2 separate regions of the Homo sapiens genome follow, and region 1 is linked to region 2. A link is an interaction called in ENCODE POLR2A ChIA-PET data of the cell type or tissue named here. Cell type or tissue: HepG2. All regions are shown on one strand.

The links. Peaks named below come from ENCODE experiments on the same cell type or tissue, not always from the same donor. Only the 100,000 strongest peaks of a DNase experiment are listed, where the experiment ranks them.
Region 1: POLR2A ChIA-PET joins it to region 2 with 6 read pairs; 1 of 35 experiments calls an interaction of 5 or more read pairs at or near these places.

What each region holds. Positions count from the first base shown.
Region 1 is chr19:3,270,044-3,272,543 of GRCh38, reverse strand. The region is part of intron 2 of CELF5 (CUGBP Elav-like family member 5); the gene reads right to left. Among named protein-coding and RNA genes, the nearest start is that of CELF5, 47 kb to the right of the region's middle. In HepG2, no CTCF peak of the experiment used is centred here; a DNase peak (open chromatin) is centred at 1,443; H3K27me3 peaks cover 706 bases.
Region 2 is chr19:2,671,869-2,674,368 of GRCh38, reverse strand. All of the region lies in intron 1 of GNG7 (G protein subunit gamma 7), which reads left to right. Among named protein-coding and RNA genes, the nearest start is that of GNG7, 30 kb to the left of the region's middle. In HepG2, no CTCF peak of the experiment used is centred here; no DNase peak of the experiment used is centred here.

The DNA.
Region 1 (2,500 bases), 600 kb before region 2:
ACTCTCAGACCTTTTTCCAAGTCAGACAAACTTGAAATAGATTCCCACATCCCCTGAGTCCTATGGGTTCCAAAGTGCTCTTTCTGATCTTCTGACTTTTGAGTTTCAGCAGAGAATACGCTTGAAAAAGTGCCAGGTTTTCTTTTTTTTCTTTTCTTTTTTTCTTTTTTTTTCTTGGGACGGACTCTCACTCTGTTGCCAGGCTGGAATGCAGTGACGTGATCTCGGCTTACTGCAGCCTCCACCTCCTGGGTTCAAGCAATTCTCCAGCCTCAGCCTCCCAAGCAGCTGGGACTACAGGCACGCACCAATACGCCCAGCTAATTTTTTTTGTATTTTTAGTAGAGATGGGGTTTCACCATGTTGGCCAGGATGGTCTCGATCTGCTGAGTTCGTGATCCGCCCACCTCAGCCTCCCAAATTGCTGGGATTACAGGCGTGAGCCCCTGCACCCGGCCAAATGCCAGGTTTTCTAATCACAGCATAGCTGCCCAACAAGCTTCAGAGAGAGGTGCAATTTTCACCCCTTTCTACAGATGTCAACATTGAGATTTCTGTTATTTGTCTAAGAGAGAAGTTATTTGTGTAAGGCCATGGTGAGTGAAGAGTTTCTGGACTCCAGATTCAGTGATCTGTCCACCCACTGCCATAAATAATGCCTCCTCCCCATTTTGGGACCCCCAAAGTCTCCCCACTGAGCTCTGTCCCTCGTGATCTGACACCTTCTCTAAGACCCGTTCCAGCTCCGTGCCCACTCTTCCACCCTCAGCAACCCCTTATTTTGCACTCCCCTCCTCAGAGACCCCTCTGGATTTCCACCTCCCACCCCCTCAGCTTCCCTCCTCTCGCTGAGCCTCTCCTGCTTCAGAGGCCCTTCCTCATCTCTGGGTCCCCTCCCCTCTCTAAGACCCTCTCCCATTCTGACACCCTCCTTCCTGAGTGTATGTCCCGGGCACATATGCTTTCCTCAATTTGAACTCAGTCTTTGGGGCCCCAGAAACCAAGAGGCCCCTGCCTCCCTGATCCTGTGCCCCCAATCCTCCCAGCCCAACCTTCCTGCCGCCCAGCCGCACCCTCAGAGGGACCCTGATCACCTAGGAGAGGAAAACCTCCATGCTCTTCCCCCACCCAGCCAGCTGGACCCCTTTCCCACCCCACATCACCCATGCATACACACCGGGGCCCTTTCCACCTGGGTACCACACCCTGCTAGGCTGGAGGCAGGAGGGGAGATGGTTTCAACCAGATGGGACCAGCTTCTGGGCTGGAAGCGGGGGGGTGCCAGGGGAGGTGGGGAGAGATGGGGGGGCACCTGCAGGAGCTCCAGACTCCTGCTCCCCCCACCCCTCCCACCCCACCTCCGTTGGCCCTCACCTCCTCCCCCCTCCCAGCACCTTGGGCAGATGAGGATGGGGTTGCCATGGCAACGCTGATTCACCACACGGAAGCTGGCAATTGTTGTTGCCATGGAAACCGCCTCTTAGGGGCGAGCCCAGCTCCTGCCTTGCACAAAAGAGATATTTAAATATAATCTTCTGGAGATGGACGAGGGAGGGAGGGAGGGGCGGCCGCGGGGAGAGAAGCTGCCCCCATCACCGAACCCTCCACCCCCACCTTGTTCTGGGGTTGGGGGGCTGGTGTACCTGCTCCCCATCTCCCCACCCGCCACAGAGCCTGGGACCTTCCGCCTCCTACTGGGAGGTCCCTTCCCCCCACCGCTGGGTCAGCTCGGGGAGAGGGTCGGCCGGGGAGAGGGGGTCCTGGTCTGGTCCAGTGAAGCCAGTTGGGTAGCCCCCTCCTCTCCAGGCCTCCACTCTAAAGCCGAGCTCCGCGGCCCGGCCGTCCCCACCCCGCGGCCCGGCGCCCGCCTTACCCACCGGCCTGGAGACGCGCGCCAGGCTGGCATCCACGTGCCGCCGCCCGCCCGCCCGGCCGCCCCGGGCGCACAGGCGCGCACCCGCCGCACTGCACGCTCGGGCCCCGCGCCGCGCGCCCTGCGCCCGACGCCCAGGCGGGCCCTGCCCGCGCTGCCCGCCCGAGCCGGGAGGAGGCGTGCCAGGCGGGGATCTGGGTCTCCCCACACCCCACCCCTCCTGTCGCCCCTGCCCGTCCATCTGGCTCTGCCCACCTCCTCCCGGCTCCCTCTCTCCATCTGTCCCACCGAGGTCTCTGCCGAGTGCACTCCCTCCCTCCTCCACCTTCTCTGGCTCCCCATGGCTGCGTCCCTTCCCTGACCCTTCCCTTCCTCTCCGTTTCTTCAGCAGTATTCCTGCTGTGCCCCATGACTCTCTGGTTCTGGGGCCCCCAAGGCTGAGTTCAATTTTGGAACTCCAGGAAGGACCCTTCACCAGCCTGGCGGAGCGGGAGACAGAGCCAGACACAAACTCTCCCATGGGGTCAGGGTTGGAGCTGGGAGAGCTGAGGGTAGAGGAGAGTGAAGAGCCAAAGGCTGTCCTGGGCCTGCACTGAAGATGGAAAATTCACTGTGAATTTTGGAGTA
Region 2 (2,500 bases):
ATTCCCTTCAAGAGTGGATTGTACTGCTTTTGTATATTTCAAACATACAATTGTGTGTATTTCCATTATATTTCAGATTCTTTTTTCTTGTTTGTTTTGTTTTTGAGATGGAGTCTCACTCTGTTGCTCAGGCTAGAGTGCAGTGGGGTGATCTCGGCTCACCGCAACCTCTGGCTCCCAGGTTCAGGCAATTCTTTTGCCTCAGCCTCTGGAGTAGCTGGGATTATAGGCAAGGTGCCACTACACCTGGCTAGTTTTTATATTTTTAGTGGAGATGGGGTTTCACCACGTTGGCCAGGCTGGTCTCAAACTCCTGACCTTGGGTGATCCGCCCACCTTGGCCTCCCAAAGTGCTGGGATTACAGGCGTGAGCCACGGTCCCTGGCCTCAGATTTCTTTTAGGGTAGTTTTGAATTTTGGAAACAGCCTATATTAGTTAGCTAATTCTGTGTAACAAATTATCACAAATGTATCCTAAGAAAACTCTGAAATATATTGGAAATATACACAATTGTATGTTTAAAATATACAAAAGCAGTACAAGGCCCTCTCTCTAAAAAAAGAAAGAAAGAAATTTTCTAAAAAGACCAGTATCCATACATTATCACGAACTCAACTCCACACTTTATTTACATTTTATTTTTCTTTCTTTCTTTCTTTCTTTTTTTTTTTTTTTAGATGGAGTCTCGCTCTTTCACCCAGGCTGGAGTGCCAGTGGTGTGATCTTGGCTCACTGCAACCTCCACCTCCTGGGTTCAAATGATCCTCCTGCCTCAGCCTCCCAAGTAGCTGGGATTTCAGGTGCCTGCCACCCTGCACGGCTAATTTTTGTATTTTTAATAGAGGCAGGGGTTCACCATGTTGGCCAGGCTGGTCTCGAATTCCTGACCTCAGGTGAGCCGCCCGCCTCGGCCTCCCAAAGTGCTGGGATTACAGGCGTGAGCCACGGCGCCCGGTCTTTATTTCCATTTTCTTGTTTTTTCCAGGAACCCACATGCCATTGACTCCCGACATCTCCTTACACTCTGCTGGGACACTTCTCAGACTCATTGGTTTTGATGACCTGCTGGGTTTTTTTTTGTTTTGTTTTGTTTTGTTTTGTTTTTTTTTTGAGATGGAATCTCGCTCTGTCACCCAGGCTGGAGTGCAGTGGTGCTATCTCAGCTCGCTGCAAGCTCCGCCTCCCGGGTTCACGGCCATTCTCCTGGCTCACCCTCCTGAGTAGCTGGGACTACAGGCGCCCGCTGCCACGCCCAGCTAATTTTTTGTATTGTTTAGTAGAGACGGGGTTTCACCGTGTTAGCCAGGATGGTCTCGATCTCCTGACCTTGTGATCTGCCCGCCTCGGCCTCCCAAAGTGCTGGGATTACAGGCATGAACCACCGCACCCGGCCAACCTAGTGGTTTTGAGGAGGACTCGTCAGGAGTTTTGTAAAATGTCCCCCAACGTGAGTTTCCATGATGTTTGCTCTTGAATAGTCTGGGGTTCAGGGCTCTGGGGAGAACACATCAGGGGCACGTGACGTCCACACTGGTGGTGTTGACATTGGTCACCTGGCCAAGGTAGAACCCAGTGGCTTTAAACTTTGAATTATTGCCAGCATTTAAAAATCAGGGGTCACAGACCAGGCGCGGTGGCTCACACCTGTAATCCCAGCACTTTGGGAGGTCGAGGCGGGCAAATCACTTGAGGCCAGGAGTTTGAGACCAAGCTGGCCAACATGGTGAAACCCTATCTCTACTAAAAATACAAAAATTAGCCGGTGTGGTGACACACACTTGTAATCCCAGCTACTCAGGAGGCTGAGGCAGGAGAATTGCTTCAACATGGGAGGCAGGGTTTGCAGCGAGCTGAGATCGCACCACTGCACTCCAGCCTGGATGACAGAGTGAGACTCTGTCTCAAAAGAAAAAAAAAAAAATCGGGCGTCACACCTGTAATTCCAACACTTTGGGAGGCTGAAGCAGGAGGATTGCTTGAGGCTGGGAGTTCTAGACCACCCTGGGCAACACAGTGAGACCCCATCTCTACAAAATATTTAAAAATAGGCCAGGTGCAGTGGCTCACGCCTGCAATCCCAGTGCTTTGGGAGGCTGAGGCAGGAGGATGACTTGAGGTTAGCCTGGCCCACATGGCAAAACCCTGTCTCTACTGAAAATACAATTAGCTGGGTATGGTGGCAGGTGCCTGTGGTCCCAGCTACTCGGGAGGCTGAGGCAGGAGAATTGCTTGAACCTGGCAGGCAGCAGTTGCAGTGAGCTGAGACTGCGCCACTGGGTGAGAGAGCGAGACTCCATCTTTTTTTTTTTTTTTTTTTGAGACGGAGTCTCACTCTGTCACCCAGGCTGGAGGGCAGTGACGCAATCTCGGCTCACTGCAAGCTCCACCTCCCGGGTTCATGCCATTCTCCTGCCTCAGCCTCCCGAGTAGCTGGGACTACAGGTGCCCACTGCCACGCCCGGCTAATTTTTTGTATTTTTAGTAGAGACGAGGTTTCAC